Linked DNA regions of Homo sapiens: all the other regions are linked to region 1. A link is a contact called in ENCODE Hi-C or POLR2A ChIA-PET data. All regions are on one chromosome and are shown on one strand. The core of a region is the stretch at or near the end of the contact, and the rest is flanking DNA. Distances in the headings are between cores, read along the strand shown.

What was found. A loop is a pair of places that touch in the nucleus more often than their neighbours do. ChIA-PET counts read pairs that join two places held with the same protein, here RNA polymerase II (POLR2A). Pooled maps may share reads with other maps.
Region 2: a loop to region 1 is called in a map of gastrocnemius medialis, with 7 times the contacts of the local background. The contact joins the promoter of BCAP29 here to the promoter of SYPL1 in region 1. A Hi-C loop is called at or near these places in 2 of 168 maps with a recorded cell type or tissue (gastrocnemius medialis and posterior vena cava) and 9 of 50 pooled maps.
Region 3: a loop to region 1 is called in a pooled map, with 4 times the contacts of the local background. The contact joins the enhancer-like site here to the promoter of SYPL1 in region 1. A Hi-C loop is called at or near these places in 2 of 50 pooled maps. POLR2A ChIA-PET finds 5 or more read pairs at or near these places in 3 of 52 experiments (H1 and activated T-cell).

Annotation. Positions count from the first base shown.
Region 1 is chr7:106,110,686-106,114,023 of GRCh38, forward strand. It overlaps SYPL1 (synaptophysin like 1), which reads right to left and starts at 1,627. Exons shown (of 5, transcript NM_182715.4): 1 at 1,455-1,627. The coding sequence starts at 1,523. RefSeq lists an enhancer at 857-1,689 and silencers at 1,145-1,394, 1,405-1,894, 1,975-2,034.
Region 2 is chr7:107,578,410-107,581,747 of GRCh38, forward strand. It overlaps BCAP29 (B cell receptor associated protein 29), which reads left to right and starts at 1,837. Exons shown (of 8, transcript NM_018844.4): 1 at 1,837-1,892; 2 at 2,350-2,455. The coding sequence starts at 2,364. DUS4L-BCAP29 (DUS4L-BCAP29 readthrough) reads left to right here. Exons shown (of 13, transcript NR_163941.2): 7 at 2,350-2,455. DUS4L (dihydrouridine synthase 4 like) reads left to right here. Exons shown (of 8, transcript NM_181581.3): 8 at 1-114. RefSeq lists a silencer at 1,695-2,184 and an enhancer at 2,275-2,344.
Region 3 is chr7:104,982,180-104,985,517 of GRCh38, forward strand. LINC01004 (long intergenic non-protein coding RNA 1004) reads right to left here. Exons shown (of 1, transcript NR_039981.2): 1 at 1-3,338. Among named protein-coding and RNA genes, the nearest start is that of LINC01004, 7.3 kb to the right of the region's middle. RefSeq lists enhancers at 1,346-1,435, 1,736-2,035. Within about 2 kb of position 1,757, at least 38 of the 41 ENCODE cell types and tissues checked have a DNase peak (open chromatin) inside an H3K27ac peak, as active enhancers do.

The DNA of each region.
Region 1 (3,338 bases), core at 377-2,876:
TACATCAAAACACGAATGAACTTATCACTAGTGCTTGAAATATTAAGGAAAAAGCTAAGTCTACAGTTGTTTAAAAACTTGACAAAAAATATAAGCACAGATATAAACAACTGCCTCTTCATTTAAGTGGAAATCTAAATTATTAGTTATACATTTAATTATAATCCTCAATGAGACTAAATCTAGATATAAGACTTTCTTAACGTTCATATTTGATTAGCCTCGTTAATGAGATTTTCCTCTTGCAATTTTTAAATGCTTTAATCATGGTTTTCTTTATACTTAAATCTGGACTTAGGTTTAAAAAAATCAAGTATATTTATTTATGCGTCTTTCAAGTAGTCATTTGTGTGAAGTCAGCACTACTTCAGTTTTCAGAAAACACACAAAATGTTCAGTGAATGGTGAAATTGCCTAACCCCTTGCGCGGTTACAATGGTCCAAGTAGGAAATCACATTAGGTACCCATCAGAGAAACTGAGTTTCTACGCTGCTTTTAAAAACATCCTCGGTAGGTTATTTAGAACAGGAAATTGAAAGTTCTTATTCTTCTTCACCACTCTATCACTAAGGAAAAGGGCGAAAAAGCTATGGATGTAAATGCTGCTGTCTATAAACACAACTTGCCTGCAGAAATATGTAGTGGGCCGCGAAGTTTGAAGGAAGCCCGCAGTGCCTGGTATATTCACCAACTCCTCCAAGTAACTGATCATTGCCAAGGTCGAATTAATAAGCGTTCTTTGATGTTAATGATTGTGAGTGTTCTCAGGAAAGGACTAAAAGCTGACTTTCTAAACAGGATGTTGTTTGGAAATACCCCAAACAAACTCGATGTCCATTCCTAACGTGTTATTAAGTGAACCGATCTGACTCGATGCGTTTTGTTAAAAGGACTTTCTTTAGTTTCCCTGGCCCACAGTTTATTTTTTTACTATTTTTAACTCGGAGCCCATCTTAAAAACAAATTAAGAACGGAATGCTCGCCAAATCACGTCTACAAGACAAAATCGGCTTCCCAGGGAGCTAGACCTCGAGTGGGCACCGGCAGGGACGTAACCGCTGAGCCTCTCCGCAGAGCGCGACGCCGGCCGCCGGGTTTCGGTTAGACCGCAGCAGGAAGTTTTCCCTTCCTCTGCGGGAGGCAGTGGAGCCAAGGGGAAATTTGAACTCCCACTCCACGGGGACACCCAGAGGGGAGCTCCGGTGTGGGAGGGTGGCTCCCCTGGGAGCCAGGCGGCCGAGGAGCTCGTGATTCGACGCCCGCCGCGGCGTCTCCGCCCCGCGCGGCCCAGGCCGCGGCCTCCCTGCCCTCCCTGCCGTCCACTCCCAGTCCCGGGGCGGCGGCCTCAAAGCCCGCGCGGCAGGGCTGCGTCCCGGCTCGCAGGTCCCCGTCTCCCCGCCTAGGGCGCCGCGCCGAGCGGCAGGCGGGCCTGGCCGGCGCGGGCTGCACTCACCCACTCGAGGACCTTGATGAAGCCGAGTGGCTCCTTGAGCGGGTTGAGGTTGATCTGGAAGCCGGACATCCTCTGAGGAAAGGAGGGAGAGAGAGTCAGGACGACGGGGCGGAGGAGGGGACCGACGAGACCAGAGCAGCCCGGTGGCGAGGAAGGGCAGGCGGGGCTGGCGCGCTGGCCGGGCTCGGAGGCGGGCCCGGGCGGCCGTGGGGCGGGGCGGGGCGGAGCGGCGGCGGTTGAGCTGCTGGCTGAGACTCTGGGGCGGAAACGGAGTGGGGCGGCTGGGGAGGCGAGGGGCGGGCCGGGGCGGAGACCGGGAGGCTTCTCCTCAGGCCGCACCTGGCCGAGTCGACTGATCCGCTGGCGAACCAAGTAGATGTTGGGCGCCATACTGCGTGCGCCGCGCCCCCTTCCCTGCGGTTCAGCCCCTGGCACTCGGTCTTCCCCTGCGCACGCGTGTACGCGTGCGCTCGTTGGGCCCGCGCCGCGCTTCCGGACCCGCGCGACTGCGAAGAGCCCTGACCCGGGGGCGCCCACGCCCGCTCCTGCGCAGCTTGGGGGCGCTGGCCTCAGAGACACCCTCACTTGACCCCGAGCTCACCACAGCTGAGCTCACTACACCGAAGCTGACCTCTCCTTCCCTTAACAGATCTCAACTTTTTTATGAATTTATAATGTATTGGCACAGATGAAGTTGTGTTTCAAGGCATGTGTTAGGGGCCTTTGATTAAAATTGCAAAACAACAGACTTCTGGCTACCGTGCTGTGGGGTGCCTCGAAAGTGTGAATCACCAAATATTCGTATGGAAATTAGGTTTATTTTCAAAGTTACCATCGCAGCCATGGTTGAAAAATGAAGTAAGTTTATACCTAAAAGGAAAGGCGTGGCCGGACAGGCCCTCGGTGACCTACACTTTCACCTCTTCTACGCTGTCGGTCGACAGTCCTCTTTTTAAGGCATCGTTGGTATCTTTCTTCAAGAAGCTGACCCCTTTAAGATTCGGCTTAGGTGATACTTTCCTCTTGGCACGCAGTTACGGGAGCCCCAAGGTAGTGTGATCTCCTTCCTGGCTTCTTCAGTACCTGGAAAGTTCCTGGACAGCTGGAATGTGGTCATATTCGTGTATATGAAAAACCAGCTTCCAAGGACTTACCTGAATTTCAAGCACGAATATGATTTGCAGGCTACTTGCCACTGAGGTTATTCCGTCAGGGTTGACAACTGTTATTGAACGTCCTTGTAGTAAGCGAACCCTTTCTCTTTCGAGACCTATCTCCTTGTTTGCTGTCCAGAGAGTGCAAAAAATACATTTCATTTTCTATGCAGACAGAGACAATCTTTATGTTTATCTTGGCTCCCGTTCCTCAGTCCCCAGCACAGTCAGTGCTCAATGAGCACCTAATGGCATATCTCATTTTGAAATAACATTAAGAACTGGGCGCGGTGGCTCACGCCTGTAATCCCAGCACTTTGGGAGGCCGAGGCCGGCGGATCGTGAGGTCAGGAGTTCAAGACCAACCTGGCTAACATGGTGAAACCCCGTCTCTTATAAAGATACCAAAAAAATTAGCCTGACGTGGTAGCACGCGCCTGTCATCCCAGCTACTCAGGAGGCTGAGGCAGGAGAATCGCTTGAACCGGGAGGTGGGGGGGTTGCAGCGGGTTCCTAATGGATGGTTGCAGATTTCTCCCACTAAGCAACAAAGCATCATAGATACCCCTTAGGGCTAGGTGAGTGGAAGGTGACCATACACTGCTACCTGGTGCGTCTGAGACCACGATGAGCGGTGCTCCAGGTCTTCCAGCTTCCTCTCTCTCCTTTTTTTTCTACTTTGTTTCTGTATCTTCCTCTCAGTACTTCTCTTTTTGTTCTCTTTAGCCCG
Region 2 (3,338 bases), core at 587-3,086, 1.5 Mb after region 1:
TCATAATTAAAGTATTATTTTGTTTTGCCAACATGAAAACTGTTATAAGGAAACAATTATGTAAAACTGTTTAATTCACGTTTGGGAATATTGAATGAATCCATTTTAACATAAGCACTGTGGTGCCATCTTTTTTCTCAGTACATTCTGTTTTCACTTTTCAGTTAATGCATTTTTTTTTTTAAAGATAACTCGCTGTTTCATTTTCTATGAATACTGTACAAAATAGGGAGGTATGGTCAGAACTCTGAATTGAATTACCCTAGTGTTGTGAGCACAGCATCATCACTAGAGTAATGTGCTCGGTGTTTGGAAGGAACCAGCGTGGATGGGCAAGAAGTTCTAACACTTTTGATTAAAAGTAACTTCCTGGCCGGGCGCGGTGGCTCACGCCTGTGATCCCAGCACTTTGGGAGGCCAAGACGGGCAGATCACGAGGTCAGGAGATCAAGACCATCCTGGATAACACGGTGAAACCCCGTCTCTACTAAAAATACAAAAATTAGCTGGGCGTGGTGGCGGGCGCCTATAGTCCCAGCTACTCAGGAGGCTGAGGCAGGAGAATGGTGTGAACCTGGGAGGTGGAGCTTGCAGTGAGCTGAGATTGCGCCACTGCACTCCTGCCTGGGCAACAGAGCAAGACTCTGTCTCAAAAAAAAAAAAAAAAAAGTAACTTCCTGGCTAGGCGCGGTGGCTCACACCTGTAATCCCAACAGTTTGGGAGGCCAAGGCAGGCAGATCACTTGAGTCCAGGAGTTCGAGACCAGCCTGGCCAACATGGTGAAACCCTGTCTCTGCTAAAAATACAACAATTAGCTAGGCATGGTGGCAGGCGCCTGTAATCCCAGCCACTCTGGAGACTGGGGCCAGAGAATCACTTGAACCTGGGAGGCAGAGGCTACAGTGAGCCGAGATCGCACCACCACAATCCAGCCTGGGCGACATTGGGAGACTCCATCTCAAAAAAAAAAAAAAAATCTTCCTTATGGTTAATTTATGTTCAAAGTCTATTTTTCTATTTTTTCTGTTACATGTGATCCAGAATATTAGTGATAAATTAAGAAAAAGCACCAACTTAAATGTGTTTTTGAATGTTTTATATTCTATAATTATCAATTTTCAACATTTATTTACTATTCCCCAAATAATTGTTACCAGGATAGTACTTTTATTAAATTCCTGATACGTTGTCAATATTGAAAAAACTCAACAACTTAAATGTACACGCACAGTTTGAAAAGCTGGAAAATAGTGAAAGAATATCCCCATACCCACCTTTCGTACCAGTCCCCAAACATCACGGTAAAGTTTACTGTCTCTTCCCAGCCCATGGACGGGAACGGGAACGCCTACGGAATATGTTGTGACATACAGTTGATCCTAGGTTCTCCAGAACAAAATGCTGCACGACCACCTCATCCTGGCCCTTTATTAAATATAGCTTAATTCTGGACACAAACAGTTCCCACCATGAAGAGAGAGTAGGTGACCGGAAAGGAGTGCGTCTTAAGCGCGTTCGCTGAATTTGCACCACCCAATCCAGCCCCGCCGCCCGGCGCCGCTCCTTAGACCTGGACCCCGGCACCCTCCCGCCGGGGCCGCACTTAGCAGTGGAAAGTCTGTCCTCCTGAAGAAGTTGCGCTCCGACCTCCAAGCATCAGGTCAAAAGTCTAACTCATTCTCTGACCTGCCGCCAATTAGAAAACAACTGTTGCCAATAAACGTGGTCGCGCCGCCTGTGACCTCAGCCGGGACGGACCCGCGGGCGGGAGCCTGCGGGGCGTGAGGCGGGGTGGGGCCCTGGCTCCCCTCCCCCGCCCAGCCGCGGCGTCTGACGTCCCGCGCGTCGGCGGCCGCGGAGCAGCGCAGGGAGCCAGGCGGGCTGCCGGCGGGTAAGGGCTTCTGCGACCCGGGGACCCGTGGGGCGTAGGCCGCGGAGGGAGAGCGCCGCTGCCTGGTCTGGAGAACCCCGCGGAGCTGGCCTGGCCCGACCCGGCCCGGCCCGGTCCGCGGCGCGGTGGTCGAGGGCCCGCGGCGCCTTCTGGGAGCGGGAGGGCCGGGAAGCCGGGCGTTGGTGGAGGGAGGCGTTGGGCTTCTGTCGCCGCGAAGCTGGCGGAAAAGGCAGTGGCCAGCGAGCCGCCTCGCCAGTTCCCACGACTCCCAGGGAGGTGGCGACACCCGCTTCCCGGGCCACCCTTTTCCCCTTCCTGACCGGGGTCCGTGCTTGCCTTCCCAGGTGGGGGAAGGTGGAACACTGTCCATCCCCTGGACAAAAACGCTGCGCCTCGGGGCCTTGAACCCGGTTTTGTTTGAAAGGAAGCAAGAGAAAATAAGTGTTTTTCCATTTAGGTGTGAAGAAAAAAATGACACTCCAATGGGCTGCAGTGGCAACCTTTCTTTATGCCGAAATAGGACTCATTTTAATCTTCTGCCTACCTTTTATTCCTCCTCAGAGGTAGGAAACCTTCAAATCGTTAACTAATAAATATTGGATCGCTCTTAATGTAAAATGGAAAAAGTTTTCTGAACATTAAAAAGTTTCGAAAGTCTTTGAAAATAAACTCACCTAACGAATTAGGTAGTATATAATGACAATATTAAAATAACATTTTATATAAAACTCTGTTACGTGTACAAGTGAAATAACTTTTTCTTCCCTTCTAAAAGAAAAGGCGCCTATACTTTTGATTCTGTTGATTACAGATATAATAAAGCAACGATTATACTTTTAACACCTGCCCTGCCTTGTCTCAGGTTTTACCTTTGTTTTATTGCCCTGAATTGGAGCCATGAACTAAATAAATATAAGTGGATAAATCATGTTTACAGTACAGCATGGGTGTAAAAGTGTTTCACTGAGGCACTGGAACAGCAATTTAGAAACCAAAGCCAATAAATTATTCTTAGTTTTCGCCTTTGTAACCGTTAGTTTCATTAATGACAATTTTACTACTTTTGATTTCACATAAAATTAATGAATGTATATTAAAAGTGCTGAATGTGAAAAGTATCACAACCATGTATTAGCATTAGTTCGTTAGTGACGGAACTTCTAAGGTCTTGAAGAACCAAGTACAGTGTTTCAAGCCAAGCAGTGGTTCATTTTACCCTTGCAGTAATCTACTTTTTAGTCGTTTAATTTTAGATCCAGAAATTTGATAGTATGAATGGGGAAATACACATGTAATAAAAATATTGCAAGATATTTGTTCATACTCCTGGCATAAAAGAAAGTATTTCATAAGTGAGATCCTAGAGATAACCCACTAAAGTGTATTAAAATCCCAGGACTGGGAGAAACTTCTTAAAGTTTCACCTTAGCTCAGGGTCCAGATAGT
Region 3 (3,338 bases), core at 507-3,006, 1.1 Mb before region 1:
AAAAGATACATATACACATAAAAATATAAATGTTTAACAGAAATTACTTTGTACACAATATTTGATTAAACTATGATCTGTCTTCTTTCATTTTCGTTTTATTGTAGTAAAATTTACATAAAATGCATAAATCTTAAATCTATACATTTTTACATTACATAGAAATGTGTAATTATATACTCCATGCTCCCTCCCAATCAGTGCTGCCTCAAAACGAACTGCTCTTCTAATTTTAGAGCTTAACTCTTCTCGTCTCTATCACCACAGATTAGTTGTATTTTTAAGCTTCATGTAAAATTTTCCATGTCAACTTTGAAAACATGACAGTTAAAAGTTCTAAGGAATCTCCAGTTCTCCAACTGGTGTGGGAATCAGATAACTTGACTCCAGTGTGAATTGTGGTTACTGATGGTATCACTGAGTCTGTTATGGGCCACCCAGTCTTAAGGGCCAAGAATTTATGGCCCTGCAGGGATTGCAGAAAGAAACCAAACCGAAGTTCATAACTCAGCCTAAAAGGAGAAAGTTCTATTACTCAGTATCTCAAGACTAAGTGGATCATAAATGGTGTCACAAGTTTGCAGTTTTTTTTTCCTGTGGAAGATAATAATCTTTTGTATGTTTAATTCGTTATCATTGCCTTATAAATTATCACAAGCAGCACAGATAACTACTGGAGTCATCAGTGCAACTTAAAACAACAAAACTAGCATTTCTCACTTGCTGTTTTTCAGACACCTCCCATCATCTGCACCTGGTCCCCAAACCAGCTGTCCATGAGCAATGACAAAGAACTAAAGCGGGGATGGGGGAGAGGGGGTGTAGGGCCCAAGAGCTGGGGAGCATTATGGCTTGCTGTCAGCTGGCAGTCTAAGATGTACTTGGGAAGATGTTTCATACCCATTTTCCCTGTGAAATTAAAAATGTGATGCTACCAAACCTTTGCTTGTCCACCACCCTTAAAAGAATACTCATTCAGTACAAAGCCCTGCAAAAAGGAGTGAGCCAATTTGAATAAAAGCGGAAACTTCGTAGGAATTAGGAGCCTGAAAGGCTGCGTGAGAGATCGCAAACATATTGAGGCGTTCTTGAAACACCTGCTCTCTGATTACAGGTGGGAAAAGGCCATTCCTATGCCTTCTCCCATGGGCACGGCGAATCAAAGGCACTTTCCATATTTAATACGACTAATACGTCATTGGGCAAAGAGATACTCAATACATCCCCATAGCTTTTCCTTACTTTTACTTAACCTTTATGTCGGACGCTTTATGCCTAGTACTGTTCTAAGCGCTTTGCATGCATCATCTCATCAACCTAATATTTAATAAGAGGCTCGGATAGATTAACTTTTAAAATCTGGATACAGCTGGTTAAGGTGGCAGAAGAGTTGGAATTCAAATAAAAGCCAGTCCTATAGCAGGGCCATTATTGCTCCTGCCTCCCCTAGCTTGATCACGAAAAATGAGTAGTTCTTTCCTCTGGGCACACAGGACAATGAACAGGCGGGCTGCTGCCAGAATTTACCGAAGATGGCCGCTGTGCTGGGCTCGGAGTGAGCTGACGGTGTCTCAGCGAGAAAAGTCGGGAGCGGCAGCAGACTGCTTTTTTGGAGGGCAAGAGGGGAGAAAAGGGTTCAACGGAAAACGGGGGTAACATAAGAGCCCGAATAAGGGAAAAGGAAACCCCTGACTCCCCTAGCCACAGAAAGCGCTGGGCGGAAATGAACCGGCCTAGGACGCGCCCTGCGTGGAGGCAGGCCCGCGCGGCGGAAGTGCGTTTCTGGGGCTCCTCCTGAAGAATGCGGAGGAGGAACTGAGCTGGCGCGCGGGCCAGCTGTCCTCTCTTCTGATCCCGAAGACAGGATCGGATTATGGGTTGTTACCGGCTTGTGCGGCCCTGGGGGTTGCCGGTTCCTGGAGACGAGCTGCACCCCTGCAGTTTACTGGGCTCTTCTGTGACCCGCTTTCCGACCCCGCCTGGGGTATTCAGACCGGGGCAGACAAGGCCCTTCTGCCCCTCCTAGCGGCCGCCTCTCCTAGGCTGGAGGGCGGCGCCCCATATGACACAGAAGGCGGCTAGGGATACGCCCTGTACCATGCCGGCCAGTCTGGATTGCCCTAACGCCAGGCCCCGACTCGCTCTGGCCAGCGGGCATGCGGCGAGTTTGCCCCCGCAGCGCAGCCGCCCACAACTCGGTCTTCCAGAGGAGCGAACGTTCGGACTGCTTGGTAGTTTACTAGGGCAAAGTACCACCCCACCCCGAGCGAGCAAGCGGACCTCAGGAAAGGGGCTCCTTCTGTGTAAAGTGATCGGCAGGCCTTGCAGTGGATCTTCGGTGTCCATAGTTATATACCAATCACTATTTTGTCTACATCATTTGGACTGTGCAGAATGAGATGCCAATAATATATCACATACAGTAAAAGGGCTATTTTCACAAAAGGTCAAAACTGGGATATATAACCTCTTTCTTTTGATTAGTCAGACTGACTTCAAAGGGGGCTTAGGGTTGCTTATTAAAGAAAAATGCCTCCCCGTGGGTTTTCATTTGAGCCACTTATAAGTGGGCTAGTTTCTCCAACACCAATTGAGCTGGAAACTAGAGTAATTAGAACACAACATATTCCCGACCTGAACAGGATACTGAAATAAGTTAAAAGCCTCATTACTTACCAGCCTTCTCTCAGAACCCTAACACCCCTTGCAAGGGATTTCTAACTAGGAGTCGGTAGATAAAATTTAGAATGTGTGAGCATTATGTAATACACATGTAAAACATTCTGAGATGGGATCCACGGGCTTTTGGGGGCTGTCAAAAGGCCCACGGCACAAAAATAGTTAATCTGTATACTTGAGGGAAGAGAGAACCATCACTGGAAGTATTAAGCTCTAAGCTCATTCAGGCTTATTTTCTGGGAACTTGTAAACAAAATGAAGTTTATGGTCCTAGCCAGACTACTCCAGATACCATACTGAGACGTTACCCTTTCCTATTTTCCACTCTCTACTGGCGATCAGATGGTTGGTTCTTAGTTGTAAATACTTTGGTTTCATAAAACCATCATTAGAAAATGGAGACTTTTCATCAATCACGTCTTAATCTATACTTTGGGGGTGTTTAAAAGACATATTCCTTATGTACAAATAACCTGGTTTTTCCATTTCTCAAAAGATTCTCCTTTCCAGCTATGACCAGGGTTCACAGGATACTAATGTAATTTAATAGCCCATCAACAGTCATTTGAGAGTACCATGTTTGTTTATACTGAACCCACCATGCAGATAATTAACTACTTAGAAATTTTGATGACTGCTAATCCTTTTCTCATTTTTAA